3 separate regions of the Homo sapiens genome follow, and all the other regions are linked to region 1. The links are chromatin loops, found by intact Hi-C in ENCODE. Cell type or tissue: OCI-LY7. All regions are shown on one strand. Each heading gives the region's core, and the rest is flanking DNA. Links, peaks and the distances in the headings are about the cores only.

Evidence for each region. A loop is a pair of places that touch in the nucleus more often than their neighbours do. Peaks named below come from ENCODE experiments on the same cell type or tissue, not always from the same donor. Only the 100,000 strongest peaks of a DNase experiment are listed, where the experiment ranks them.
Region 2: a loop joins it to region 1, with 4 times the contacts of the local background. A loop is called at or near these places in 39 of 110 quality-filtered maps.
Region 3: it touches region 1 in a loop (6-fold over the local background); 81 of 110 quality-filtered maps call a loop at or near these places.

What each region holds. Positions count from the first base shown.
Region 1 is chr11:13,768,700-13,779,304 of GRCh38, forward strand. No RefSeq gene overlaps it. Among named protein-coding and RNA genes, the nearest start is that of LINC02548, 10 kb to the right of the region's middle. RefSeq lists an enhancer at 8,457-9,013. In OCI-LY7, for the core only: CTCF peaks have their summits at 3,944 (motif pointing right), 4,145, 7,627 (motif pointing right) and 7,842; DNase peaks (open chromatin) are centred at 3,962 and 7,652; H3K27ac peaks cover 763 bases.
Region 2 is chr11:13,949,609-13,960,213 of GRCh38, forward strand. No RefSeq gene overlaps it. Among named protein-coding and RNA genes, the nearest start is that of SPON1, 7.8 kb to the right of the region's middle. In OCI-LY7, for the core only: CTCF peaks have their summits at 6,456 (motif pointing right) and 6,662; a DNase peak (open chromatin) is centred at 6,463.
Region 3 is chr11:14,244,756-14,255,360 of GRCh38, forward strand. It overlaps SPON1 (spondin 1), which reads left to right. Exons shown (of 16, transcript NM_006108.4): 8 at 9,773-9,974. Among named protein-coding and RNA genes, the nearest start is that of RRAS2, 110 kb to the right of the region's middle. In OCI-LY7, for the core only: CTCF peaks have their summits at 4,779 (motif pointing left) and 5,003; DNase peaks (open chromatin) are centred at 4,096 and 4,746.

The sequences.
Region 1 (10,605 bases), core at 861-8,860:
TGTCTCCCAAAGTTAGCTTAGCCTAAGCCCAGGAATGATTAAGAGAAAGGCAAGTTGTGTGTGTGTGTTCTGGATGGGTGGGGTGGGGGTTATATCAGATCTTTTTTAACTGCTGTAATTTTCTCACCATTACAATTTTTGCAAAGGTGGTTTCATTTGTAGTCTCTAGTAGTTGCTCAGCATCCATGTCCTCTCTTGGTCCTCAGTTGTAGTATTCCAATTCCCCCCATTTCAGGGAAGACACATGTGACTGGCCAGTTAGAGTATTGTATCTTATGACTTTAGTGGTTGGCTTAGTAATTGACATATACTCTACTGAGAAGCCAATTAGATTTTTCGGGGTGGAGTCTGAGACAGCTGCTGGGGGCCATTTCATGGCTCCTGACAATGAAACCAACAGAGGGAAACACAATGTTGAAAGATGGATAGAATTCGTTTTCATGGTATCTTTTTGGATCACTGGATCAACCTATACCTGAAGGTTAGTTACTCTTCGACTTTCCAGTAATGTAAACCAAAAAATTACCCAACTCCTTTTGTCTTTCTTCTTCCTTAAGCCTGTTTGGCTGTGTTTTCTGTCACATGCAATACAAAGAATCCTAACAGATAATGAGTCCTGCCCCACTGGAGGACTTTGTGTGAGGCAAAGGTCATGGACATTGATGAATCCAGCATCTCTCCCCTATTGTTCAAGTCTCAAAGAATGTAATTCTTTTCTGAGTGTTTTCCCTCTTTGTCAACTCTTGGAATACTTTCCACTCGGGAACAATCCAGCTCTATAGGTTCTATGTGGCTAGGCCTTTGAAAACAAAAGCCTGTTAATTCTCCCATAAGGCAAAGGTCACTTAGGTCTCTAAGACACAAATGTTTGACTGTTCTTCCAGTAATGGGGGAGGGAAATTTCACCTTTTTATTCGCCTACAGCTGCGGGAGGAAGCTAGAATACATATCTCAATAAATTACCTGTTAATTAACTTTAAAGATGGGGAGCTAAGGCCTCCATGTCTTGATAATAGAGTACCTGACCATTGACTCAGCTTCAGACACACCAGAAACATCATAAGACTAGGACAGCAGAGCAAGACAGAAGGAACCTGGCTCAGCCCTCCCTCATCAGAGAACACTTGCCAGCTGCCGACCGAAAAGGTGTGTGGCCAGAGTTAAACTCACAGGGCAGATTGCAAACTTAAATGCTTCCACCTCCAGGTAGCTAAGAGTGAAGGAGGCTGGAGGGGCATAGGGCATAGTGGGGACTATTGCAGACAGGAGAGGCTGCTTCAATAAAGGGGCAGCTGTTACTTCACACAAACTACTGCTGCCATGTGGAAAAACAAGTCCAGTGTGGCTCCAGTTTAAGGAAAGCCCTAAAATGTGCGAATTCTAAATGTTGGCAACTAATTTTAACAATAAAAACAAAAACAAAAAAAATGGTACTATTGAGCTAAACAAAACACACAAGAAGGCCAGGTCAGCTTGAAGACTTTAAACCTCTGCTAGATAGTACATAATTATTTCTATACTTCCATAGTAAATCTGCTTATAAATTCATGGTGTGTTGAGATACTATTCTTTTAAGTTCAAGATAAATAGTCTCCTTCAGATAGCATATTCATCAGAAACCAGATTTCCTTGTCAGGTGCCTGGCTTGGACCACAATGAGTGATGGGTGTCTGAGCTGATCTGTTCCCCTTTCCAGGCACTGCACCTGTCTTCCTTTTGGTGAAAGACATCTCTCTCTCTTTCTACATGTGGTTTGGGTGGGGCTGAATCAATCCCTGAATCCAAGGGTCAGCCTACACCCTGGCCTGGCCAATCAGAGACCACAGTTGGACCACAGTAGACTGGGTCAAGTTTGGGGAACGTGTACAACAAATAATGTCAATGAGACAGTTCCTGGTTTTTGTGTCTTTTTGGCAAAAATTGGGAAAGAAAAGTCCATTTTCCTCTAGGGTTACTAGTTCTGAGGATTATGAATCTGGAGAATCCAGGTATCATCTGTAGGTGAGGGCTTGGGAAAAAGAGTGACACCCCCCACCACCAAGGGAAGCAGATTATAGGGGAGGGGGAGGTGGGAGAGGGAGATTGGCACAAGGACCAAATTTTCGTCCCTGATTCCAGCTAAGCCTGAAGCCACATCGCATCTGAACTCTTTATTAGGTTAACCAAGCTTTTCTCCCTTTCTTAGGACAGTTTTAGTTGGGAGTCTCTCACTTGTAACCAAAATAACCTTGTCAAATACATACTGTCATGCTAACTAGTATAGCACAGCACCTTGGACATCATAGGAGCCTTGGAGCCCAAAGCCATGATTGACCCCATTTGTCTGGCATACAGGGACATGTGTGAACCTGACATTGAGGCATAGGGAGACAGGCCGGAAAGGGAAGCAGAGCTGATAGAATTCATCCTTTTAGCGGGGGTTAGTGTTAAGATGTATGCTGGAGAAGCATCCCACGCTCAGTCTGTTTTGCTATAACACTTGTGTGTTTGTGTGTGATTTTAACATAAATTAGCTCAAATGGGGTTGATGTATGGTGGAACAATGTCAGTAAAATGGGATATTACACTGGTTCATCTATGATGTTCCCAGCCAGTCAGCATTTTGCACAGGCAAATGTCAGAAGACAAAGGCGGAAGGCACAAACAGCTGAATGCAGCAGGCTGATAAGGGAAGCAGTGTGGTCCACAGTTCTCATTTGCTTCAAGTCTCTCTGACCTTAGGCGAGCCATAATCTCTGGCTCAGGAGTGCCCAGGGCTCAGTTCTCCCTGATCCTGTGCAGTTTTTTTCCTTATTTTCATGACTCAGAAGACTATGAGTTCTCTTATATTGCCTTTCATCAAATTACCCAACCTTTCTTTCTTTTTCTTCTTTTTTGAGACAGTCTCGCTCTGTCACCCAGGATGGAGTGCAGTGGCACGATCTCAGCTCACTGCAACCTCCGCCTCCTGGGTTCAAGTGATTCTCCTGCCTCAGCCTCCAGAGTAGCTGATACAGGCTTGCACCACCACGCCTGGCTAATTTTTGTATTTTCAGTAGAGATGGGGTTTCAGCATGTTGGCCAGGCTGGTCTTGAACTCCTGACCTCAAGAGATCTGCCTGCCTCAGCTTTCCAAAGTGCTAGGATTACAGGCGTGAGCCACCATGCCTGGCCTTTCTTCTTTTTTAAGGCAAAGTCCTTTATTTCATGTAGAATTTATTTATTAAGCACTGAGTGAGCATACTCTTTAAACTGTGCTGGTATTTTAATTAAGATGTTATTACCTTTGTTAATGTTCTGGTTGCAAAGCTGCATATGTTTTGAATTGTCTGCCTCAATCCTATTTTCCCTACAAGTCTTAATTATTTTTAGTTTGCAATTTTATAGAAAGGATGTTTCTCTTTTCCCATCAGAAATATACATATTTGATTACTGCAGAAGTACCTGCATTTTCTTTATAGGCAGAGTGATAGCCATAGATGTGCTGACTCTGGACCAGGTTGCTTTGATTTTCAATCATTTCTTTGCTTTTATAGAGTATCGATAAAGTTCAACCTGACTTCTTATAACTTTCTTGTCTAATATTTAAATATAAAGAACACATACCTGATTCCCAGGTCCTACGCTAAACCCAGAAGCCTGTCTGGAATCCTGAATCAGATTTTCAACCTGGGAGACCTAGCACATGCCATGCCTCTCAGCATCCAGGAGGGGCCTTTAAGCAACACCATGTACACCAACAAGGCAGCATAAGCAGGTGCTACACACTGTAAAGGAGGCGGGATGCAAGCAGCTGGAAAATCATGGTACAAAAAAAAACACCCAATGTCTGCAAATTGGGTAACTCTCATTAGCCCTAAAAAGCTCATTTTCATGGTTAACTAGTTAAGCAGCTGATTAAAGGCACAAGACTATTTAGGCACCTGCTTATTTGTTCATTTTCTTTTAAACTTTGGACAGGAGATGGCGCTCTTGAATGTAATTTGGCAGAGGATCACTCAGCATTAGCGCTACAAGGACAAATTCAGCACCTGCAAATACTTCCTTCTTAAACTGAGAAAATGATTTGGATTTTCTGAGGGGGAGAAGAATGCAATTTTAAAACCAGCTAGAAGTTGAGTGGCTAAGAACATAATAGCACCACCTGTCATTTTTAATTTGGATTTAAAAATTCAATTAATGCTGATTAGTGGTGGGGACAGGTGCAGCCCCAATGCTGTGATGTTAAACGAGGAAGTAATAATATTTTGAAGTTGAAAAAGTCATTTGAGGAGGAACCAGTTTTAGAGCTTACCATAATAGAATAAAGACAGGTTGGTACACTGGAGTGTGGTAGACCTGGATTTAAATCTTGGAGACAAATGCCAAATATATCAGCTTACACCTTCCAGATGTGCCTTAGCAGGTTATCTGAGCCCCTTATAAAGCCACTATGCCCAGAACTGAGTAATGAGGGAGGAGGTCTTAAAAACCAAAGAATTTACATCTTCAAATACTGCGTTTTAGCAGTTTCCACCTGTATTTGAAGAGCTAGTTCTAGAATGCGGTGGCTTGAGGTCTGAATCTTACATGGAGATGTCGGGGCCAAGAGAGTGGAATCCTAAAATAGAATTATAGCAAACACTTATTGATGGCTCACGGCATGCCAAGCTCCACAGGAGGTGCTCTGAATGTGTTCTCTTTTTTAATCTTTATAGCAACATCAGGAGGTGGTTACTTTTATTATCCTGTTTTACAGATGAGGTAACAGAGGCTTAAAAGGGCTAAATTACATGCCCAAGGTCAGAGAGGTAGTAAATATTAGAGCTAATAAATTATTCATCTGGTTGTAGAACCCACACCATTAATTACTATGCTGTACTTAAAACCTTCTGAGGGCTTTCGAAGCCATGGAATAAAGGCCAGACCCCTTAGCCTGACACTCAAGGTCTTTTATGAATCAATTTCAAGCAAGAGTAGATCAGAGAAATGGCAGTGCTATTATCTGAGGCCATGCTAAGGCAGTGACCACTGATCATCATTACCAAAATTGTTCTGGAGCAGGCACCCACAATATGTGAATGTTTATTCATAATTTACAGGTCCTATTGTCAATCCATACATTAAAAATTATTAGACCTTAATTTATTTCTAATTTTAAATAAATTAGATAAATAAATAAATAAATAATGTCTAATAGTTCCCTCCTTCACTCCATCAAAGGTCTTTCTTATCTGTTGCTGTGTACACTCTGGAAATCATTGGTTTAAGGTAAGGCCAGCTCTATCTAGTTCTCTGTTCAGAGGACAGAAATTCTTCTCTCTTGTCAATGTTCAGGAAAGAATAGCCAAAGCAATCCTAAGCAAAAAGAGCAAAGCCAGAGGCATTAGGTTGCCCAACCTCAAACTATACTTTAAGGCTACAGTAACCAAAACAGCATGGTACTGATACAAAAGCAGACACATAGATCAATGGAACAGAATATAGATCCCAGAAATACAGCCACCTGATCTTTGACCATGTCAACAAAAATAAGCAATAGGGAAAGGACTCCCTATTCAATAAATGGTGCTGGGATAACTGGCTAATCATATGCAGAAGAATGAAACTGGACCCCTATCGCTTACCATAAGCAAAAATTAACTCAAGATGGATTAAAGATTTAGATGTAAGACATAAATATTAGAATCTTAGAAGAAAACATTATTCTGGACATCAGCTTTGGGAAAGAATTTATGACAAAGTCTTCAAAAGCAATTACAACAAAAACAAACATTTACCTCTAGTTAAACCAAAGAGATTCTGCACAGCAAAAGAAACTATCAGCAGAGTAAAGAGACAACCTACAGAATGGGAGAAAATATTTGCAAACTATGCATCTGACAAAAATCCAATATCCAAGATCTATAAGGAACTTAAACAACTCAACAAGAAAACAACAACAACAACAACAACAAAAACAAAAAACCAATAATCTTATTTTTAAAATGGGCAAAAGACATGAACACTTCTCAAAAGACATACAATTAGCCAAAAAACATATGAAAAAATTCTCCACCTCACTAATATTAGAGAAATGCAAATCAAAACCATAGTGAGATACCATCTCACACCAGTCAGAATGGTTATTATTAAAAAGTCAAAATACAACAGATGTTGGCAAGGCTATAGAGAAATGAGAATGCTTATACACTGTTGATAGGAATGTAAACTAGTTCCCCCACTATGAAAAGCAGCTTGAAGATTTCTCTTTGAACTTAAAACGGAACTACCATTTGACTCAGCAATCCCATTACTGGATATACACCCAAAAGAAAACAAATTATTCTGCTGAAAAGACATATGCACTTGCATGTTCATTGCAGCACTATTCACAATAGCAAAGACATGGAATCAACCTAGGTGCCCATCAGTGGTGGATTGGATAAAGAAAATGTGGTACATATACCCCATGGAATACTATGCAATCATTAAAAAGAATTAAATCATGTCTTTGTAGCAACATGGAGGCAGCTGGAGGCCATTATCCTAAGCGAATTAACACAAGAACAGAAAACCAAACACTGCACATTCTCATTTTTAGGTAGAAGCTAACCATTGGGTAATCATGGAAGTAAAAAATGGCAGCAATAGAAACTGGGGACTACTGCGGGAGACAAGCAAGGGTTGAAAAATAAACTACTGGGTACTATGCCTAGTACCTGGGTGATGAAATCATTTGTACCCCAAACCTCAGCATCATGCAATATGCCCAGGTAACAAAACTGTACATGTACGCCCTGGATCTAAAATAAAAGTTGAAAAAAAAATGTTCTGGAAAGCTCAGGCCCTGAGAGGTATTAGGACTGGTACACTTATGCTGAACAGTCAGAACATTCTTACCCTGGTGTGAGTAGGTGATGAGAATCATAACTTGGTAAGCCTGGAGACAGAACCAAGGAAAGCACAAGGACTGAATGATGCTTATGCCCAGGGCACCCAGGATGGGCAAAGTCCATTGGCCAATGCGTCACCTCCCATAAACAGTGTATCAGATGTATTAGTTTCTAGGGCTGCCATAACAATGTAAAAAACTGGGTGGCTTAAACAGCAGCAGCAGTTTATTGCCTAACAGTTTTGAATGCTAAAGACCTAGATCAAGGTGTCCCAGGGGCTGGTTCCTTCTTAGGGCTGTGAGGGAGAACCTGTTCCATGCCCCTCTCTTAGCTTCTGGTGGTTTGCTGGCAATCTTTGGCTTTTAGACACATTACCCTGATGTCTGCCTTCATGTTTACATGGTATTCTCCCTGTCTGCATAGTTCTTCACAAGGCATTATTTTTACAAGGACACCAATCATATTGGGTTGGAGCCCACCTTCCTCCAGTATGACTTCATCTTAAGTATATCTGCAATGACTATTTCCAAATAAGGTCACATTCAGAAGTACTGGGGGTTAGGACTTCAACATATCTTTTCTGGGCACACAATTCTGAAGTTGGCTTCTGTGACTCTCCCTTTTCTAAACTTATCTGTGGGACACCTAATTGTTCCCTGCTGATCAATGTTTACTTGCTTTAGATCAGGGTTTCTGATCCTCAGCACTGTTGACATTTTGGACCAGATAATACTTTGTTGTTGGTGAGCTGTCCTTCGCACTGTAGAATGTAGAGCAGCATCACTAGCCTCTACCCACTAGATGCCAGTAGCACCCCACCCCTTGAGCTGTGACAATGAAAATTGTCTTCAGACATTTTGAAATTTCCCCCAGATGGTAAATTCATCAGTGTAGGGAACCACAGCTTTAGGTGCAACCATACATTGACATGAGCTCCTGCTGAACCCTAGGATCAGGGACCCATTTTGCTCCTGGAGATTTTGCATTCCTCTGCTCTCCTACGTACATCTATTATCCAGTTTCACTCCCAGAAGGTAACCTTACATGCCTCCCAGGAGCTCCTAAGACCTTGTGCTCCCTAAAGACTGATCTCGCAGTTGCCTGAACTCCTCTTGTGCTCCAGCAGGACTGTGACCAGCCTGAGGGCAGGTGCAGCATCTGACCCACTTCTCTATCACTCTGTCTCCCTGCCTGGGGCCTGGCACCCCACCCCTGACCCAGTATATTTTTCAAATGAAAGAATCCTAGTGTCTTCTTATTCTGATGGTTTCCTATTTGTTACCAACATATCTCTTTTTTAAATAGGAAAATGACTTGATTGAGATATAATTCATATACAATTTCTCATGTAAAGTATACAGTTCAATACTTTTGGTATATTCAGAGTTCTGCAATCATTGCCACAACTTTAGAACAACTTCGTTACCCCCAAAAGAGCCACCATACCTATTCTCAGTCACTCTCCATTCTGCCCAATGGTGCCCAACTCTGAGCAACCAAGAACCTACTTTCTGTCTGTATGGATTTGCCTATTCTGGATCTTTCATAGAAATGAAATTGTATAATATATGTGATTGGCTTCTTAGCATGGTTTTTTTTTTCAAATTTCATCCATGTCGTAGCACATATCCGTCATTTGTTTCTTTTTATTTCCAAATAATATTTTAGCTTATGGATAAAACACATTGTATTTAATAGTTGGTGGACATTTGTATTGTTTCCACTATTTGGCTATATAAATATTAGCTTTTGAATATGAATGTTCATATGCTATGAACATTTGTATATAAGTTTTTGTGTACCCCCAAACTGGGTCATATAGTAACTCCATGTTTAATCTTTTGAAGAACTGCCAAACTGTTTTCCAGAGTGGCGGTGCCATTTAACATTCCCACCAGCACAAAAGAAGTGAAATTTAAATGGCTTGTTCCTGCCTTAACTGATAACATTCCACCACAAAAGAAGTTAAAATGGCCGGTCCTTGCCTTAACCGATGACATCACCTTGTGAAATTCCTTCTCCTGGCTCATCCTGGCTCAAAAAGCTCCCCCACTGAGCACCTTGTGACCCCGACCCCTGCCCGCCAGAGAACAACCCCCTTTGACTGTGATTTTCCTTTACCTACCCAAATCCTATAAAACGGCCCCACCCCTATCTCCCTTCACTGACTCTCTTTTCAGACTCAGCCTGCCTGCACCCAGGTAACTAAAAAGCTTTGTTGCTCACACACACATACAAAACAAAACAAAACAACCAACAACAAAAAAACATTCCCACCAGCAGGGTATGTGTGTTGCAATTTCTCTGCATCCTCACTATCACTTGTAGTTGTCTGTCTTTTTAATTATGGCCATCCTAGGGGGTATGAGGTGGTATCTCATTGCAGTTTCGATTTACATTTCTTTGATGGCTAAGGATCTTAAGCATCTTTTTATGTGCTTATTGGGCCATTTATATGCTTATTTGGAAAAATGACTATTCAGCTCCTTTGCCTATTTTTAATTGAGTTGTTTTTTTTATCATTGGGCTATCTGAACTCTTTATAGAAGAGTTCTTTATACATTCTAGGTAGGAGTTCTAGATATATGATTTGCAAAAATTTTTCTCCCATTCTACAGATTGTCTTTTCACTTTCTTGACAGTGTTCTTTGAAGCACAGAAGTGTTAAATTTTGATGAACTAATTGATTTCTCTTGTTACTTGTGCTTTTGATATCCCCAGTGTATCTTGAATAACACATACACTACAGGAGCCCCTCCCAGACAGTATTGAAATATCATTGCCTTGACTCTTCCTGATTAAGACAGACCAAATTCCTTAGGTGAGTGGGAACAGGGAATAATCCTACTTTATTAAATTTGTATCCTAAATAGTTCCTGGTGGTTGTCCTTGTCTAGTAAAGTGGTTGAAGACATGGGCTCTCCAAATGGGTGCCTAGGCTAGAATCCTCTCTGCCATGATTCCTGCTACCTTGAGCAAATTACTTAGACTCACCAAGCCTCAGTGATCTCATCTATAAAATGGGGGAAATGGTAACCAATCAGCATTGTTGTGAGGATTAATTGGGTAATGCATATAAGGTGGTTCACACAGACCTTGCACATAATAAACATGTTAGCTATGCCGTTATTATCCTTAGTACCTGGGACAGAGAAGGCTGTCTGTAAGTGACTGCTGAATCAATGATTGAAAGAAGTATTATTGTGGAGAACGACCCAATCTCCTATTTAGAGTCACAATCCTGGTGCTCAGAATGGGCAAACAGAAACATTCACTCCCTTAGAAAGCAGGTAGGAGAAACTTCTTCAGTTTTATGAGGGTAGGGCAGAAAAGTCCCTGTGGGAGTTGACATCAAAAGGATTTGCCTGCTATACCAAAGGGATTTGACAGAAACTCCACTGGAGGCTTCCCGCAACCTCAGCATTTCCCTTATCTGGGGAGGTCTGTAAGGGTCCTGGGGACAGCATCTTCTGCTTCTCTTGCTTAATTGTCTCCTAAAAATCCAAAGAACATAGATAATTGTTCCAGGAGGAAATAGTGCTGGGCTTTGATTCTTACAGCTGGCATCAAAGCAGTGTCAGCATTTGTTACAAAGTCCCCTAACACACGCTTTGTCCCAGTGCTCCTCGCCTTGGGTCATTATTTCATGACGTTTGTTAAGAAATACGCTTTCTTTTTCACAGTCAGAAGTTTCTTCCCCAAAGCCTGCATCTCTCCTTGGTTTGTCTCAGTCTGTCTTGGTGGGATTGAAGCTGAGTTCATAGGACACTGA
Region 2 (10,605 bases), core at 1,563-9,562, 180 kb after region 1:
GTGCCAGAGGTCAGAAAATAGTCAAATAGTATCTTGATTTCTCTATCAGAAGAAGACAGAGTCTTCCAGATTATAGAGCATTTGGGTTGATCCTGGTCCGAATTCTAGTACAAATGAATCACATTTAGCTATTAGTAATTGAAATCCCAAAAGAGTAGCTTAATCAATTTAGAAGCTTATTTTTCTGATTATATGAGAAGTTTCAAGTGAGGCATTGCTTTAACTGCTCAAGGATGTCAGGACTGAGATCTCTGAGATTCTCTTGGCCTTTCCCTCATTGTCACTTCATGGTCCCAACATGGCTCCTCTATCACCAACCTAAGTGTCCATATTCCAGGCAGAAGAAAGATAAAGGACAAGGGCATAATTGGATGCATCAGCTGTCTCCAGCCTCCCTTTCCCTTCTGAGGGACTCTCCCCGAGGCTCTATCCGTCAACTTCCTTCTCTTATCTCACTGGTCAAAACTGTGCCAGATGGTCCAGTGGTATCTGAAACAAGTGGGGAATATAGTGATTTAGCTAGGCACATGGCTCCTCTCCCTGGCCAAGATCAGGAATTTGTTAGTAAGGAAGAAAAGAATTTATATTGAGTACATAATTAGCAGTCTCTCTTACAACAGATTTTCCAAGAAACAGTATATATGTATGTTAAAAAAAAAAAAAAAAAAGAATTGATTGCTAGGAACTGCCATGAGTTTGCAAAGAAACCCCAGCAGATTAACCCACTTTTCTTAAATGAAAATGTTACTAGGCTGATAGAAGAAGGAAATATGGTGGATGTAGTAAATGCATTTATCAATTAAGAAAGCAAAGTTACTTGTGATATTCTTTTTTCGTTGTTTTGTTTTGTTTTTTTTAATTATTATACTTTAAGTTCTAGGGTGCATATGCACAACATGCAGGTTTGTTACATATGTATACATGTGCCATGTTGGTGTGCTGCACCCATTAACTTGTCATTTACGTTAGGTATATCTCCTAATGCTCTCCCTCCCCCTCCCCCCACCCCATGACAGTCTATCATTGATGGGCATTTGGGTTGGTTCCAAGTCTTTGCTATTGTGAATAGTGCCACAATAAGCATAGGTGTGCATGTGTCTTTATAGCAGCATGATTTATAATCCTCACTTGTGATATTCTTATAGGTAAGATGGAGAAATGTGATCAACCATGACAGAGGAGTAAGGTAGATTTATAACTGCTTGAAAGACTATCAAAAGACTGCAGATGAATAGTTAATGTCAGATCTATAAGCTACAGCTATTATTACCACATTGAATTATTTTAATTAATATCAGACTTAGGGCAATAACAATATTTTTAAGTGACAGCAGATTCAGTCCTTGTCCCAGTCATGTTCCACATCAATTTCTAGGATGAGGATCTAGTAGACCTTATGGACTTGAAGATGATGTTAATCTGGATGACAAGTTCAGAATCCAAAATTATCTAGATGGGCAGGAATGGTAGACCAAATAATATTAGTCATCATTTACTGAACACCTACTGGATGCCAGATACCATGCTACACACTTTCCATATATAATCTCTTGTCCTCTTAATAACCTTACAAAGTAGGTATTCTTATCGGTTTCATTTTATAGATGAAACAACCAAGACTCCAAGAGGTTAAATCACTTGCCTAATATCCCATTGATGGAAGTGGAAGAACTAGGAACCCTGCCTAAGTCTATCTACCTTCAAGACCTATTCTCATTTTTCTACACCTTTCTGCATTCCTCTGCTACTAAATGTAAGTAATTCCTATATTTCAGGAGTAGGCAGAAGATGGGAAGATGTAGGTAGAATCAGCAAAGTAAGAAAAGAACTTAGAGATTTTAATTGCCTAAAAAGTCTATTAACTTACTTTGAAATGTATCAAAAAAAAGAAGAATATATTGTTGCCATGCTGCTATCACCAACACAACAGCAAAATCAGCATGAGAACAGCTCTGGCAGGCAGTTTAATGTTGTGCTGATTGCTAAAAACCAAAAAAGCTTTCATCAAAATATGAAATTGGCTCCATCCTAAGTGAGATTATAGTGCTAAATCTTGAGAAATATATATCTCACTCCTTTATGAAAAAGAAGGAATAAGGGACTGATACAGGGACAGATAAACAGATTTGTGACAAAGTGTGTTCACTGTAGAATCTAGTTAGTGGATATATCAGTGTTAATTGTAAAATTCTTTTAACTCTTCCATAGGTTTGAAATTTTTTCATAATTAAATGAAGGGAAAATCAATGTAAATTGACAGGATGATGTGGCAATGTTTAGTTGGGCAGGATATAGCTTCTCCCTTCTGGGATAGCACAGCCATACCCTAAAATCTGTTTTCACTTCTGAGTACCAGCCTTTTGCAACGTTGGTAACAAGCTGCAATGTGCCCTTGGGAAACAGAACAGAAAGATGATGGGCCCAGAAACCATGCCTAACCTGGAAAAGAGAAGAAAACAGTACAACATGGTAATTCTCAGAAAATATGTAAATGGCTGTGAATTTAATGTGATATAACAAATTACACCAAAATTTAGTAGCTTAAAACAACACATATTTATTATCTTATAGTTTCTGTGGTCAGAAACTCACCAGTGCCTTGACTGGGTGGCTCTAGCTCAGAATCTTTGTGTGGCTGCAAGCAGTATGTAGGGGCTGCAGTCATCTGAAGTCTTGACTGAGGCTGGAGGATTCCCTTGTAGGATGGCTCATTCTCATGGCAGGAGGCTTCAGTTCCTGTTACATGGGTCTCTACACAGGGTTGCATGAATATCCTTATGACATGGCAGCTAACATTCCCAGAGTGAGCTATCTTAGAGAGCAAGGCAGAAGTCACAGTGCCTTTCATGACCTGGTCTCTGAAGTCACACATCATAACTTCTGTTTTATTCTAGTCATTAGAAGTGAGTCACTGAGTCAAGGTCACGCTCAAGGGGAGGGGAATTAGGCTCTACCTCTTGAAGGGAGGAGCATCAAAAAATTTATGGACCTATTTTTAAATTGCCACAGGCTGCTTCTCGGAAGAGAGGTAAGCTTGTTCTGTAAGTACCCTAGGGAAGTGGTTTTCACTTCAATAAAAACAAAAATTTTCCTAATAATTAGAATCATCTAAAAGAATGGAAGGAGCTGGTGAGTTTCTCCTAACTTAAGGGATTCAAAAATAATCTGGACAATCAGTTGGAGATATGATACTCATTCAACAAATATTTGTTGAGTATTTACTACATGCTATGCACCGTGCAAGGAGCTAAAGATGTCACAGTAAACAAGACAGATGTGGTACCTACGCTCCTGGTGTTTACACTGTCCTAAGGGAGGAAGACAATAAACAAGTGGACAAGCAAATTAAATAATTACAGATCGTAATGTGTATTATGAAGGCAATAAATAAATAGGCTATTGTAATAGCAACGAAGCAACTTTCATTTTATAGAGAGAACTCATTAAAGGGATAAAGATTTGAAGCAGATAATTCTCTATATACCTTCCAATATAATAGTGGTAATTCATTCCATTGTTCATCCATTCTTTCCTTCAGCAGGCATTTACTGAGCATCTACTATGTGCCAGGCACTGTGGAAGGCACTTAGGGATACAAAGTAAACAGTTCCACATTGTAAAGACTCCAGAGTCTTGTGAGAGATAACAAGATGTATACAGAGATGCTGATCCCCTGTGATAAATCCTACAAGGGATCCTACACAGGAGCCGATGCACACAGGAGTGACAACCCTGCCTGTGGCTGCCAGCGAAGTCTTCACAGAGAGGCCATTTCAGCTGCATTTTCAAGGATAAGGAAGGGGACTGACAATCTGCATAAGAATCTTTCTGAAAAGTCAGCATCTGAGATGCCAGGCCTTGTTAAGGAGAACGAAGGAAAAGAGACAAAAGTGAAATGCACGTTTAATGAGTTAACGGAGCCTGACGAATAAATGCACTCTGAATTCTGGCTCCTGTGCCACTGCCTGAAAATGCACTGGGCTGAGAACTGAAGCTCATTGCAAATTTAAAACTTCTAGAGAGAAACCCCAACACTACGGGCTCATCACAGCCCTATTCCCATTACAGCTTCCCTGTCATTCCCCGCCACAAACCTTCTGCTCCAGACTGGGTGGCCTCTCACTACGCCACCACTACTCCAGGCTCCTACAGTCTGCATGACTTAGGATGTCTTTTCCCCTCTTATCTCCAAATCCCACCTACCCATCAAGTCCTACTGCTCCCCTGAAACCTTTGGGCCACTCTAGCCTGTGGGGATTTCTCCCTTTGAGACACCATTGTCTTAATCTGTCATTGGCACGAAAGTGTCTCTTGTACAATTGCATTGGCTCTCAAATAGATTGTAACTTTGGGCAAGCAAGTAATCTAAGGTACCTACGCCTCAGTTTACTCATCTGCAAAATGGGAGTAATAAAACACTTGTTGTAAGGATGAGATATGTGTGAAGCATTTAGACCACTGCCTGGCCCATAGTAGGCATGATATGAACTGTCAGCTGTGATTATTGCAAGCCCTCTGTAGATGGAGGCATGCTTTCCCATCCTTCAGGGACCCAGTAAAGGGCTCAGCATTGTCAGTGTCACCGCTATCTGATGAGTGAATAAATGTCTTTTATTCTTATTCCCTCTTAATGTTCATACCAACAAGCTGGGCTCAAGTTTTTCTCAGAGAAATGAGTTTTGGGCCTGAATTATGTTCTGGAGGTTTTGTTTTTCCTTTCCCTCCAGGTGCCAGCTCTTTGGGTTGTATATGTGAAATAACAATTGGATGGCACTTTATTTAAAGCCACAACCCAATTGGTAAACCTGACACTTCAGCAATTATATTTTCCAGCTGAGAGACGTGCAAAACTTGAGCCCTAGTTAATTGGAAGGCATAAAAAGAGCCTTTTTATTGCCTCACATGGATACTTCATTATGGTAATAGGAGGACGGGAGCCTCATTTCCTCTGTTGTTTCTCAGACACTCTTATGTATTTCTTTATGCACTAAATATGCTTTCTGGTCATTTCTGTCTTCTTCCCTATTTCCAGTTCTGTTTGCTTTGTCTCCTTCCCTCCCTTCTGTCTCTTTCTCTTCTTGTCAGGCAGAAAGGATGTAGGTCTATTTTCTCCTCTACTCTCCGCCCTCAGTGCCTTCCTCCAGTTCCAGCTTTATGCATGAGCAAAGGAGCGATCAGCCAACAAGCTTGGGAAGCTCTCCAGAACCATGAGTACCTTCTAGGTTACAGAGGCTAGAGTCCTACATCTTTTGTTTACCCTGGGATGCCATTGTAAACATCCTCCTGTGTCACCTTGTGAACCAGGTAGGGAACTCAAGATTACTATTTTCCCATTAGCATGCTAGCAAAATTACATCTATCAAATCGGTCTATTGGTTTGGAAATCAGAGCACAAAGCTGAGAAGTAACATAAGACAGCTAAGCTTTGAGAGTATCTTAAAGGGAGTGTTGGGGCACAATACCAACTCCCAGGTCTCTGTCTCCAGTGCTCACTCCCTTCTGAGATAGAAACCTATTGTCTTTGACAGTCCACTGTACATCCCCCTCTGAAAGACCCCTTAAATGTCAAGTGTCCACAATGGAATATATATCATCTCACACATTCCTCATTCCCACATGTCCCGTGGGTTCTCTTCTTGAATTTGTTGTCTTGGAAAAATATACCACTGAGGTGGTAGATATACAACCCAGTGGCCCTTATGAGAACTCTCAGAGCCACTCCCGTCTCCCTTCCTGCATATCACCAGGCGTTCCATCCTCTTTAGTCTGCTTCCTGAACAGCCCTCCAATTCATCCCTTCCTCCTAGCCTTAGCTCGCAGCTCTCCTCTGGACTGTTGTTAAAGCCTCTTAACATGTGTCACCCCCCCTACACTCTCACTGGACAATCCATCTTCATACAATGCCACTGAAAAGGTCACTCTGCTACCCGAAGGACACACTCTGCCTTCTCTCATCTCTAAGCTTTTGCATTAGCTCTCCTCCCCTCCTATATTCTCCATCCCCGTGTCCAGTTGACAAGTTCTGATCTGTCTTTCGAGAAGGTGTTGAGTACCTTTTCAAGTGTTACTTTACCTGGGCAGAATTAGTTACTCCCTTCTCTGTGCCCCCTTTAATACTTAGTACACATAATTCTTTGTTTTACAAATATCTGCTTTATCCATCTCTGCGGCTTCTTGAAGGCAGGAATTATGTCTTGTTTTTCTTTGGATTACCTCCTCCAATACATGTTTGCTGAATGAATGAAAGGCTTAAATTTCACAAAAATTCACTAAACACCTGCTTTATGCAGACATATTATTCTAAAATAGTGTAAAACTCAATGAGTCTATTCTCAAAGAGCAAACAATCTAGTCTAAAATGGGCCCAAACATTCCAGTTTAAAATAGGTTCAAGGAGTGCCGGGGTGCTTAGGAGTTTTTACTTAATACTGCTGCATGTTCAGTTCACTGTCACCAGGTGGCAGTAGTGTGCCATGGTCATGTGGTCCAAGCCATGAAGTTCCCAGAACTTCAAAAAAGTGGTTCTGCTTGGGTCGGGTTGCTAGATTAATAGCAAGAGAACCACAAGGGGAATGTAGACTGCGTCTGGGTTCTATGTGTGGCTGGACTTGCAAGGGTTTGCTCTTGGGAGCTGCCCACAGCTGCACCTGGCATGCTGTGCTGCATTTAGACACAGTGCTCTCTTTAATCCGTAAACCTAAAAGCAAGGAGACTTAGAGATCTCCAGGTTGGGAGCAGATCTATACCTTGGAAGACCTCCTGCTGTGCAATTCTTTTTAACTGCTCTCAGTGGTGAGCTTCTATTCCGCTGTTTTTAATTCAGACAACGTCTATGGCAATTAGGAGGTCTTAGGTGATCTCTGTTAGAACACTTTCCGTAAAGAGATATGAGCTGATTCCAAGCTACACCACATGAAAAAAAAAATGAGTGAAAACTGAGGAAACAGAGTTACAACAGAGGACACAGAGAGTGAGACAAGGTCAGTAAAAAGTCCAGTCTCTTGACTAGCACTACCTGAATCCCTAGTCCAATTCCCCGCCCAGGATGGGGAAGACTTAGCTAGAGCCGCAGGCCAAGGACATGGACAGAAACAGAAACAGAAATACAAGAGGGAGAGAGGATAAGAGCTAGATCAGTGTTTGGCAGAAGTCAGGAAATGAGGACAAGAATGCAAGTAGGGGATTAGCCTTGAAAAAATTGAAGAGTTAAACCCTTCTGCATTTGAGGCAAGAAGTGAACTTGGATTTTGCCAGAGTTTGGTTTGTGGAAGGAGATATGGAGATTTGAAGAAGTTCATGCCTAATGTCCCCCATGTGAGGGATAAAATAAGAGGGCAAGTAACCACCCCTCTCCATACCAAAGAGTGAGAATTAAAGAGTGATGAAGCAGGCTTGAAAAGATGGTAAGGACTAGATGAATAGGAAAAGAAACTGATTAGGAATAAATTTAAGAACTATACTTAAAGGTAGAATTCATGCATTTGTAGTAAAGTAATTGGCAGGGTTACCAGGTTTTGTGCAGCAGAACTCAGAAGTCGGGGAGGGTTCCATTGTTTTGCTTGGTTGATTTGCTGTAGGTTGGGGGTTAAAGAGGAGGAACAGAAATAAAAGAGGAGAGCTAATGAAGAATGGTGGTTAGGATATAGTTAAAATGATTGAACATGGTGTCCAGGCTGGGTGGGGAAGGAATTAACAAGATGGGCTGGAAAAAATCAGAAGTGACTAAGCAGCTGTAGACCTCAATGACATAGAGGAGGTGAGAAATGGGAAAGCTGGAAGTAAAATGAGAAAGTGCTATTGGGAGCTCAAGATTCCCAAAGAAGAGGGTGTTTCTGTGGGAGAGGGCTGCTGATATGGAGGGAGGCCAAGCTCATTGGAGTAGAGGAGGTTAGAGCAGAGACTAAATTGTCAGCTCAGACTTCATCAGGCTAATCTCCCAGGCCCATAGCATGAGACAATAGGCAGGAAGCTAGAGAGCCAGTTGCAGAGTCCACAGTGGCTGCAGGAAAGTGACCTGGAGGCTACAGATGATGGAGATAGGATGAAGGAGTATAAATTGGATGCTGGGAGTTTTAATGTAGGAGGGACTCTTATTATCTCTTACTTACTAGAATGTTGATCTGGATACGGCAATGGGCAATCGATAGAGGAATGCTCCAGAGAGCAGAAGGAAGGGCAAAACTGAATGGAGACCAAAAGACTGGAGAGACGGGTGATCGGAGGAGCTCATACCTTACATGGAATTGTGGGATGGGCCCAATCAGATTCAGGATTCCAAAGGTAATGTAATTATATATAATTGGCTGATGCCTAGAACACAGCAGGTTCTGAAGAAATATCTTTGTAATTAATGAATGTCTTTTGCTTTTAGGATTTTTTTTTTTTTTTTACCGTATGTACGTATGTATTCAGTTTCCATAACTTAGTCTTTAAACTTGCTGGCTCACCTGTAGACAGCTTCCAGGCCTCCTCACCACAGATTACAATAGATTATTCAGTGCAATTCAACTCCTTCATTGCCTATCTGTTTTCTTTCTCTAGAAATCCCTTTCTATAAAATGTCCAATTTAACTCTATATATAAGAGAAACAAAAACATAAAGTTTCTAGACTCTTTTTCTGAATTAATAAAAGTAACAATAATAACTGGGTGGGGTTATTGTGACCTCATTGCAGTTTACAAATTATCTCAGTTACCCATTTGTTTCTCAAAATCCCACAAGGTAGGCAAGATGGGTATTACTATGTCCAATTTTGCACATAATCCGTGTAGATAGGTCCTGTGACTTTCCAAGACTGCACAGCTTCACATGGTGAAAACAGAAGAGCCAGCCTGGAACCCATGTACTTCAAGTCTGAATTACGGTCTAGGACGACGGTTCCTTAAACTTCAGTATGAGTTTTTCTTCAAAGTACAGATTTAGTAGGTCTGGGATGAGGTTTCGGAATCTGCCTTTGAAGCAAACATCTGATGCTCATGTTTCAATGACCATACTCAGAAAAACACTAATCTAGAAAATCCTTTTCCCCCTTCTCTCTTAAAGCGGGGAGAAAAAAGAGGGAGATCTTACCTCCTATGAATCAAAGGACTTTTCTCGCCTTGGAGAACTGGAGCCCCCAGCTCTTCTCTTCTGCGACCTACCCACACACACTGATAAAGTTAATTATCTGCCCTGGCTAAATGACTTTCCTTAGCAACACCCTAGCAACTGACATCAGCTCTGCCTTAGGCTACAAAAACTGGAAGGAGATTTCTTGAAGTCCAGTATATTTTACAAAAGAACAAAACATCTGAACAGGAAATTAAGGGGAAAGTAAACTGGATTCATTGCTAGGAGATGAGAAATAGACACATGAAATAGTTCATGACAATCCACTGGACCACAGTAGTCAAAATGGGAAACTTTTTCTCCTCCTCAGTTCTACTGAAGTCCACAGGAGGGGAGACTGCAGGATCTCATTCTATGGAGGAAAATTTAATCAGGCAGGAGGAGGGAGGGCATTCCAGGCCATGAGAAAGCTGTAAGCAAAGGTGCTGAGGCAATACTGAAGTGGAGGACACGGGGAGCCCAGCTGGGTGGTGCTGGGAGCTCAGATTGGGATCTATGACCAGGCATGACCAGATGGACACAGTGAGACCAGATTGTGGATGGCCTTAGAGGCCAAGTCTTAAAATTTGGGCAGAGTCAGAAGGCACTGAGGGTAGGCTTGTTAAAAAGTTTTTATTCAGAGAAAAAATATTTATGGAACCCCTACCAGGGGCCGGGCACTACGATGTGCACGGAAAATACAGTGGTAAGCCCCATAGACATCCCCTACCCTTCTGGAGCTTAGAATTTAGAATGGAGACAAATACTGAACAAATGTAAAATTTTAAACATCAAACTTATAAATCAATGGGTCATTATAAATCTTAATATTAAAAGAAGCCAGGTGTGGTGGCTCATGCCTGTAGTCCCAACACTTTGGGAGGCTGAGGCAGGAAGATTGCTTGAGCCCAAGAGTTTGAGACCAACCTGAGCAACATAGGAAGACCCTGCCTCAAGAAGAAAGAAGAAAGAGGAAAGGAGAAAGGAGAAAGAAGAAGGAGGAGGAGGAGAGGGAGGAGGAAGAAGGAAGAAGAAGGAGGAGGAGGAGGAGGAGATTAAAAGAAAAGGTACTCATGAGCTTCAGCAGAGTTTTGGGGGCTGGATCTATTCTAGGAAATCAGAAAGGCCTTCTTTGGGGAGGCAGTTTTGCACTGAGATCTGAAGAGTACATAGGAGTTGGCCAATGGAGAGTGGTGGCTAGGAGAGACCAAAGAGCATGATAGGATTCCAGGCAGAGAGAACAGCACAGGCAAAGCCCATGAGAGAAGAGCTGCATGGCTGGAGAAGCAGATCAAGCAGAGCCTTGGAGGCCTGGCTGAAGATTCTGTCTTTATTCTGAGAGCCCTGAAAAACCACCAAGAAAAAATGTTAACCTCAGGATTGACATTCAAATCTGCATTTTTAAAAAGATCACTTGGGCTTCAGTGCAGAAGACAGATGGAAGGAGAGCACAAGTAGACAAGGGCAACCCAGTTAGGAAGATGAGAGAGGATGTCAACACAGACAGGGGTAGTGGT
Region 3 (10,605 bases), core at 896-8,895, 480 kb after region 1:
CAAAAAAGAATCCAAATCTGTTGTGTCCTCTCCTTCTTCATCCCTCTGTGACTTCGCTTAGTCTCAAGATCAAGTCCACACTCCTTAGTTTAGCGTGCGCAGGTGGGCGGAACACACGTCGGGGTTCATCTCTTGTCCTCCCCATGCTGCACCTCATACAGGCCACCCCGAATCCTGGGCAGTTCCTTGAACAAGCTTTGATTTTGCTCATCCTTTAAAGACGCAAGGCCTGGAGACTGACCCCAAGAAGATGGTTTACGAAGAAGCCTTGGCCAGCCCCTCTAGGGAGTAGTCTACATCCATTAACACCCGTATTGAAGACAGCAACAATGTGAGGAATGTGTGAGATGCTGCTCAGTGGGAGAAAAGGCGAAATCCACAGGATAGGAAGGGAGGAAAGTGCTGGACATTCAAAAGGAAGACGCCCCAGGATAGGGCAGTGGGAGTGAGGGAGGAGGCACACTCATAGCTGACTGCCTGGGAGCAGGGAAGCTACGGCGAGGCACCTGATACCTGCTCATTTAACCATTCAGCAAACTAATGGCTCATCCCCTACTGTGCGCCAGCCCTGCACATGCAGTCCTAGCTCTCTGGAACACTCAGCCAGAGAGGAGACAGACAACAGACCAAGTTGGGCCACTCCAGGTTTTCCCTTTGCACAAGTCCAGGCAGCACCATATAACCTGAATATATAAAATATAATGTCATCATGGCAGCCTTGTATACTCCAAGGGGATAAATGTTAGGGTGAGGAATGGCTCTGGAGCCCCAGAGCAGGGGCAGAACCCTCTCCTGCTGTGTGGAGGAGGGACATGGGGCTGTGCCTGGAAGGTGTTCCTTGTGCTGGTCAGGACTGGCCCAGGCTTGGGTGGAGCTGAGGCTCTGAGTGGAGGCCTGAGGAGGGAAAGAGAGACTAGCACTCAGACAGCTGGCCCAGCGCAGCCCAGCTGGCTGCATGGAGGCCTTTTCTAGCCTGCTGTGAGCTCTAAGCCTTGCTCTGGATCCTCCCTAAGGAAGCTCACACCAGGGCAGGAGAAAACCCACCCAGCCCAGGAAATGCCTTGCCCTCCAAGGAGAAGCAACACGAGGCAGGGCCTACCCAGGGCACTCTCCTGGCAGGTGCACCTTTGCCCATCTCATCCCTGTCCTACCAAAAAACAAGGATGTGAATTCACAAAAGCCCTTGGTGCCCTTTGCATAATTAACATCAGTTACCAGTCAGGTCACCCTGAATCTCCTTACTCTGCTGTCTCTTCAGATTCTCCCAGTTCCTTGGCTCCCAGAACCTATGTGTGAAGAACCCCTCACTTCTGGTCCTCTAAGTGGGCAGGGGATGAAAGGCAGGTAGGGGTGGGGAGAGTTTGTGGGTACCAATTTTTACACCATTAAGGAGTCTTTATACCAGTTTTCTCTTGAGGAGCCTGGGCTTAAACAGATGTAAACTGCAAATCAAAGCACATTCAGGAAAGAGATAGGAAGGGAGGGAGAGAGGAAAGAGAGAGCAGTCCTTTTTACCTTCAGCATCCCCTTGGGTCCAAGTAGGCGCTGACATTTATTATCCCTTTTAATCCTAATAACCATGAGGTAGGTATTGCAATGTCCATTTTACCAATGACCAAACTGAGACTCAGAGGTCCTATGACAGCAAGGGTGGATATAGAATGCCAACAGTACCCAGCTGATTCTAATGCCTGTGCTTTTCACTATAACACGATCCTTCCAATTAAGTAACAATTCATTCATTTTCCCATGTCTAAATTAATCAAGACATATATACCTGCCAATGAGCCTTCTGATTGGCATGAAATTAACAATGTGACCACACCAAATGGTCTCACACCTACCCCAAAACAAACAAAATCTTACTTTCACTTACCCTGTATCCTATCAAGGAGGACTGAAACATCCTTGATAGGAGGGTCCCCCCAAAAAAAGTCCTGTGAAAGGTGCTTAGGGCAACTGTGGTGAGCACAGCACAGTTCCTTATGGAGATTACAATTCAGTGGGGAGAGATATTTACTAAATGATCACACAAATAAATGTGACATGTCTATGAAGGAAAGGCATAAAGTGCCATTAGGGGGGTTAGAGATAGCTTCCCCCTAAAAAGGCAATGAAGCTAAGATCTAAGGAAGCAGTAGGAGTTAACTAAGCAAAGAAGAAAACAAAGGGGAGAACATTTTAGAAAATCTGGAGAGACCATCATGTATCTGCAAAGGCCCTGTATGAGGAGGGAGTAGAGTATGTCTAAGGCACTAAAAGGCTTTGGTCTAACTAGATCCAGAAATCAAAGATGAGTTTGGTGTGGGGCCAAGCCATGTAACATTTGAAATTTTTTATTTGAATTTTTGCATTAAAAGTCATGAGTAAGACCAGGTGTACTGGCTCACACCTGTAATCTTAACATTTTGGGAGGTGGAAGCAGGAGGCTCACTCGAGCCCAGGAGTTTGAGAACAGCCTGGGCAACAAAGCAAGACCCCCATCTCTACAAAAAATTTTAAAAACTAGCCAGGCGTGGTGGCTTGTGCCTGTGGTCTCAGCTACCTGGGAGGCTGAGGCAGGAGGATCACTTTAGCCGAGGAGGCTGAGGCTGCAGTGAACCATGCACTCCAGTCTGGGTGACAGAGCGAGACCCTGTCTCAAATAATAATGGTAAATCATTGAAGGGTTTTAAGCAAAAGGGTGACATGATCATATTTGCATTAAAAAATAAAAAGCAATAACAGCACTCGGCCCCTGTGTGAAAGGGTAGATGCGGGAGCCCAGTGAGGGGGGCTACTTCAGAAAACCGGAGAGAATTAACTGTGACTTCACTAGGATGGTGGTGGTGGTGGAAAAGGAGAGAGGTACAGAGATGTGTGAGGCACGTAGGAGGTAAAATCAACAGGCTGTGGCGATAGGTGGAGTAAGGGGGTGGAGAAAGAGCAGTCAAGATGTTTCCCATGTGTCTGGCTGGCATAATGAAAGAGTGGTGAAGCCACTCACAAGGCTGAAAACGTTAGATGAAGTTCAGTGGGAAAGATCATGGGATCAGTTCTAAGTGTAAGTTGTTAAGATGTATTCAAGATTTCCAGTTAGAGGTGTTAAGTACATGGTTGGCTAGATAGCTCTGGAACTCAGGGCAAGAATTCTGCACTGAGATCTAAAATTGGGAGCCCTCAAGGAATGGGAGACAATGCCAAGGGCATAAGAATAGGAATCAAGGGCTTAGGACTGAGTTCCAAAGATCTCTACTATTGAATGTTGAGGAATCTTGCCTGCAAAGGACACAGCAAAGGAGCAGCAAAGAAATTGGTAAGGAAGCTTGGTACCGAGAAAGCCAGGGGAAGAAAGTGTTTGAGGCGGGTGGTTGGCTGTGCCCAGTGCAGCCGAGAAAACAAGAAAGATCAAGGCTACAGGAAGCCCTTTGGGTTTATCGACAGGAAGGTCATCAGTGACCTTACGGAGAATCCTTTCTGCTGAGTGATGAGGGGGAAAAACAGCCCGGAGCAGGTGAGCTGTGAACAGAGCATGAGGTTATGGAGTCAGCAAGTACAGACCACTCTTCTGTGAAGTTTGCTATGAAAGAAGAGAACCTGGCTCCAAGGGGATGAAAGAGTCAAAGGAGCATTTTTTTTTTCTTTTTTAAGATGGGAGAGACTTTCTGAAAAACTGAAATGAATATTTTGGGACACCTTCCCACATTTCACCTACCCCTCAGACTTCCTGAGGCCTCCGTGGAACAAAATTAATTGATGGCAAACACTCAGACCTCCCAAACACCCAAAACCTCTGCACTCGGCGCTACTGGCTTGTTAAGGGAAAAGAATTTTCCTTTGATTTTCCCATACCCCAGTCTCCCCTTTCCTCTTCCAAATCTCATTAGGAAGTCAAATTAGGAAGCCTACATGCAGCCAAGTTTTGTTTTGCAGAAACAGCCTTGCCTCTCTTTGCTGAGCCTGCCTGATTGAGGTTAATGGGATTCCAGCCTCCCTCGCCGCCCAGTGGAAAGCCAGGGTGACCTACTTTGCAAGGTCCTGCCCGTTGAAACTGACTTGTTTTTCAATGATCTGCATCTTTATCCCCAGGACCACTTCTCAAAGGACAGCCATGAATGAGCAAATTAGCTGCTGACTTGTTTAGCTCAATAAATCAAGCTGTGGCTCCGACAGCCCAGGGTGCAGGTAGAGACAGGAAAGGCAGACTCTGAACAAAACCCACATCCTTTCCTAGTTCCTCCGGTGCCTAAGTAGAAAATGCCCAGATTTCCTACAAATCAATTCTGAATGTCCATCATCCAGTTCCTCCAATTGCATCTGAATGCTAAGAATTACTGGGACTTTTACAAATAACTTTTATTTCCTTCCTTAAAATGAATCCTGCAAACCACTGTCACCACCTTAAATTATTCCCAGCCACTCTGCCGGATTAACATTGATTAGATAAAGGTCGTGTTTGTGAGGCCAGTGGAGTAGAGACATGGTCACCTTCTCCAGAAATCCAAAGCCATGCTCCCCAGGAGGCCAGAGATTTCCCTTAAATTGGGCCGGAAGAGTCAGGGCTCTCCCTGCCTCCTGCAACACCTGCACAGGTCCACCGATGTCCTCGGGATGCTAAAGGAAGATGGGCTTTGGACAGAGAAGCAGGTGGTAGGTCTAAGCATCCAGATGGACCTGGAGTCCTAGATGCCTCCTGGTTATAAACACAGCGTTTTCCAACGTTGCAGGAACCTCCCTCAAACCTTTCTCCACACACACCCCTGCAGAACTTCAGCCTAGTGAATGGCTTGGGCGCCCTCTCGTGGCCAAATTGAGTTTTTGCAACTCTGAAAATTCAGATTATTGAAAACTCAGGATGAGAGACAACACAGCATATGAGTGTTTTAGGAAACCCTCCTGAGTCTCACTGGTGTGGATCTGTAATTTAGGAGGGGATGGTAAGTCTCTAGAAGCAGTATCAAAATCCTTTCTTACCTCTTTTCTTTTATGGTGTTTTGGAACATTTTGTTTGGAAAAGTTGAATGAGAAGAAAATCAACCTCTACCAAGCCCTGTTATGTGTCCCTCACAATGATAAGCAGTTTTCTCACAATAAAACCTTGGGGTAGGATGATGATGCTCCCATTTGGCAGATGTAGTAATTGCAAAGAAAGGTGAGGTGGAAGCCCTCATCACATAGCTATTAAATAAACAGCTGATTCGAATCCAGCTCTGACTGTCACCAATGCCCTGGGTTCTTTCCTCCACACCATGCTGCCTCTCCAAATGTAGAAAAAGGAAACATTTCTCTGGGTCTTCATATCTGATGTGAATTGTCTGTTCATAACTTTTCTTTATCTAGTGGGATCATTGTCTTTTTCTACATATTTGGATTAACTCTGTAGATAATATAGATATTAACACTTTGTCAGTCACACTCAATGGAGACATTTTTTGCCAGCATGTCATTTTTCTCTCCAATTCAGTACTGCTGTTTTCATTTTACAGAAGGTCTTCGTTGATAGATAATTCAATTCTTTTCTTTATAATTGCTTTTATTGTTTCAAAGTTGAAAAAATTAATATTTCTCTAGTAGATCTGAAAGCTTTATTTTTTTCTATGATCTGGTTATTTTCTATTTGACTCTGGGTCTGTTTTTTTTTTTTCTTGTGTGGTATATTAAATGTGAATCCAGTTTTTTTTTTATTACAGTTAACTTAGCCCAACCCCACTTGTCGCACAATCTTTCCTTTCCCCCTAATTTGAAAAGCCTATTTTGTATAGTCCTTATCTATAGTTTCTGGGATCTCCAGTCTGTATTGCTGATTTATATTTCTATCTTACCTGAATATCACGCTATTTTGTCTATCATGCTTTATCATATACTCTGGTATATGGTATGGCTAGATCAACTCTCTGCTAGAAAACGGATACAAATCTAAGTCCCAGGTAGAAAGATGAAACCAAATTAACAAAATATATCTTGGAAGACATGGCATATACAAAAGCATAAAAATTTTTATGACAGTTTGAACAAATTAAAGCACTCCAGTCCTATCTAGCATTTTCTAAGGAAAACTCATATAGATTCTTATTCATTTAATTATTTTTATTATAGAATAAATACTTTGAAGTGATGCTTAATTAAATTTGAAGGTCAAAGGAAATACAAGAGCTCCATGTTCATTTCTTAGATTAAGTCATTTACTTCAACAAACATTTGAAGAGAATCCATGGCATGCCAAGTTCTAAGCCAGACATTGGGATATAGCTATGAGCACGGCAGAAATGGTCCTCACTCTATTGGAACCTGATGGGAAAGGCAGATATTAACAAAAAATTCCAAAGCAAGAGTGAGTTCAGCATGCTATGGGGAGGTAGAATAGGAGTTCTAAGCAATTTGGGGAGAGGTCAGGAAATACCTCCTCCAGGAAATGTTACATAAATGGGGTCAAGGAGGGATTCTCCAGTCAAGGATAAGAGAAAGCTGCAGGGCATATCTGAAAATGCTATCAAATTGTTCTCAGGCCCTTATAGATTCAGATTTACTCTATCACCCAAGATAAGTCAGCCATGTGACCTCATAGTCAGGAATTGGCCGCCCCACGTTTCCCACACCTTGAAACACTTACCAGGGTCTAGAGGGTATCTCGCTTCAGCTACAGATTTGGATACAACAGATTGGGCCAAAATGCATTTACTGAGAATGATTTCCACAAGGCCTTGGTCTCAGATGGTTACACCCATTGGCTGGGCAGGTTCCAGGGTAATGTGTTAGGGTGGCAGTTGGTTTGGTTTCTACAGCTCTGGATTAGAACTGGTTTTGTCCCCTTAGATTGTCATTATGAATAGTCACCCATGGGGTACAGGATATGAATGACTAATCTGGCCCCAAATCACCTACTTAGGAAGACAGGAAGGCAATAGATGGAGCGGTCAGTCTCTATGACAATGGAAGAGGAAACCTGCCTCCCAGGGGACTGCTGGACCACCCCAGAGGACAGCTGCACCCAGGTGCCAGTGCTGTCTGCTCAGCAGTTACTAGAAGGCAGACCAGAACCCCGTCCTGTGAGTCCCTAGGCGAGGTAATGCCACACCTCCATAGACTGCAATCCTTGTGTGAACCAGGTCTTTAAAGAAGCTGCTAAAATCACTGACCTACATGCCAGAAAATGCACACGTGGGAAAAGGAAATTAAATCCCCTGATTTGTGCCTAAGTAGCTGATGATGTCATTGCAATACTTTAGCAGTTTATAAAGACTTCCTAATAAAGCATCTCATTTGATCCTGACAGCAACACTGCAGGTATGTATTGCTAGATGAAGATATTGAGACTTGAAGAGGGTGAGCAACTTGCCCAAGATCTAAAGCTAGAAGTGGAGGAGTTCAAGTCATCATACGCATATTTGTTCAGTCGGCCCACTGGACACCTAGGTCCTGGGGTACAGCTATGAAACACAGAGTTCCTTCAAGGAACTCCCGGTCTAAGCTGGGGAGAGGGAACAGTGAGGAAGTGATTACATTCATGGGGTCTGGCTATGGAGACCTGCGCAGAGTGGGAATCCAGCGCTATGTATCTGCCTCAGCCGAAGGCAAGACCTGCGCAGAGTGTGGGAATCCAGCGCTATGTATCTGCCTCAGCCGAAGGCAAGACCTGCGCAGAGTGTGGGAATCCAGCGCTATGTATCTGCCTCAGCCGAAGGCAAGACCTGCGCAGAGTGTGGGAATCCAGCGCTATGTACTTGCCTCAGCCGAAGGCAAGACCTGCGCAGAGTGTGGGAATCCAGCGCTATGTACTTGCCTCAGCCGAAGGCAAGACCTGCGCAGAGTGTGGGAATCCAGCGCTATGTACTTGCCTCAGCCGAAGGCAAGACCTGCGCAGAGTGTGGGAATCCAACGCTATGTACTTGCCTCAGCCGAAGGCAAGACCTGCGCAGAGTGTGGGAATCCAGCGCTATGTACTTGCCTCAGCTGAAGGCAAGACCTGCGCAGAGTGTGGGAATCCAGCGCTATGTATCTGCCTCAGCTGAAGGCAGGCAGAAAGGCTGCTGGAAGAGGTGACATGACCTGAGGCTTGAAAGATGAGTGGGCCCAGCATTCTCAAGCTTGAGGTGTATTACAATCTGGAGGGATTATTAAAACAAATTGCTGGGTCCTACCCCAAGTCTCTAATTCAGCAAATATAGGGTGGGGCTCAAGAATCTGTATTTCTAACAAGTTCCTAGAGGTTGCTGATGCTGCTGGTCCAAGGACCACACTTTTCCAATCACTGAAGAGCTTGCCCAATAGATGCAAGTACAAGTGGAACCTGCAGCTAACCTGCAGGTAGACTGGCCTGTCAGGGCCCAGGGAGCTTCTTAGGTAGCAGGTAGTGTGGGATAAGGGAGGGGGTGCATGGGAGGCAGCACCAGGACCTTGTCAATCGACGGATGCCAAAGCCAAGGCTCAGGCCAGGTTCTTCTCCACTCCTGTGGCAGAACCTAGACTGGCATCAGGCTAAAATGGAAAGTCCATTCAGGAAGGCTTTTCCTCCCACCTGTCCCCTTTCTGATCTCCATACGATCCTACAGTACTTCTCTCAGTAACACTAATGGTAATAAGAGCTCTAGGGCCAGGCAATGGGCTAAGTACTGTCTGCAAGCTAGCTCATTTGAAATTCACAGGAACCCTTTGGAGTAGACGTATGTGATCACCATTTTAAAGATTTGGACACTGAGACGCAGAAAGGTTTGATAATCTGCCCAAGGACACACAGCTGTAACAGGTGATACCAGAGCCCAAGGGGCCCAGTTCCCCAGGCCCCAGTCGGGTCTGCAGTCATTGCTTTCTGGTGCCAGGTGAGGGCAGCCAGAAGCAGCTGGTCCCAACAGAGGGCACAGGGACTTCCAGACAGCTGAGGCAGACCAGCTGCCAGCTGGACTGAACAGAACAGTTGGTCTCTGGCCAAGGATTCCCCATGATTAGCAGCCTTGGGGTGCAGAGTCAGGCCAAGCTGCCTTCAAGCCTCAGCCCCCTCCTAGCTGTGTCTATTAGTTCATTAACCACTTATTCACTTTCATGGCCTCTCTATGAGACAGGATAATAATTCTAACCCCACAGGATTGTCATGAGGGGAAAATGAAATAATATGGGACTGCCACCCGCTGTGTGCTTTGCGAATGTGACTCTTTCCTTTCCAGCCACTCTGAGTGGTTGCTGCCATGTATCTCACATGGTCCCAGCCACTCCTGAGAATCTGTGTGACACAAAGAGAGAGGTTGAAGAGCGGCCTCTGATAGCTTAGACTCAGGATGTTATTCCCAGCAACTGGGGGTGTCGGCCAAAGGTCTCTGACTCTACAGCTGGTCCCTGCTTCCCAGCTGTGAGCTGATGGGTACAGTCTGGCGCTGGACAGTGCCTGCTATTGGCAGCCTTCTGAGGGCAATAGAAACAGGAAGCTGGGGGAGATGACCCCTCTGATGGGAGGTTGAGGTGCAAGGATCACTTGAGCCCAGAAGTTTGAGGCAACAGTGAGCCATGATCACACCACTGCACTCCAGCCTGGGTGACAGAGCAAGACTCTGTCTCTGAAAGAAAAACAAAAAGAGAAACTGGATAGGGTGGTAGTATATGGTTCTCTCCACATTTGTTCAATGGATGGGCTCAGGACAGAGAAGGGTATAAACCCACAGTGGCCAAAGGCAGAATTCAGTGGGAGACCACGAATGTGGATACTCTCTGTCCCTCTCATTCTTCATAATCCAGGCAGATTTCCCTCAGAGTGAGGACCAACCCCCAGAACTCTAATATAATGGTCTCTGTATTTCGTTTCCAGGAGAGCAGCACCTTCAGCTGAATTTTCCGTGGACAGAACGCGCCATTTAATGTCCTTCCTGACCATGATGGGCCCTAGTCCCGACTGGAACGTAGGCTTATCTGCAGAAGATCTGTGCACCAAGGAATGTGGCTGGGTCCAGAAGGTGGTGCAAGACCTGATTCCCTGGGACGCTGGCACCGACAGCGGGGTGACCTATGAGGTGTGTGTGTGTGCCTGGAGTGGTGAGTGGCTCCTTGCCTACCCGCTTCCTGAGTGTCCTGGACACAGAGGGGATCTGTCCCAGGCTCTGTCCTAGGTGAACTTTCAGTCTGGCTGGGGAGGCTGGCATGGTCGCATCATCACATATGGTGTAATTTGGGCTCTGGGAACTGTCTGTGCAGTGGCCAGGAGAGCACGGAGAGGGAACTGCTAAAGAGCAGTTCCCAGGTGAGCAGGGGACAGCATTCCAAAGCCATGACTGCAAGAGCGAAGGTTTCTGGACAGCTGGGCTAAGGAGTTTGCATTCTGTCCTGAATGTCATATTTCTCTGATATGATCTATTGCATTGAAATCTGGAGCCATCAGAAAACCAATGGGAGAACAATCTAGAACAGACATCTGCAAACTATGGTTTGGAAGACAAATCTGCCCTACAATGTGATTTGTCAATAAAGTTTTCAAAGCCAGTTACACTCCTCCAAGTACATATTATCTGCGGCTGTTTTCTCACTACCACAGCTGAGTTGAATATTAGCAACAGACACAATATGGTTCACAAAGCCTAAAATATTTAGCATCTGGCCCTTTACTAAAAAAGTTTTCCAATGCCGGGTCTATTAGAAAGAGTTTGG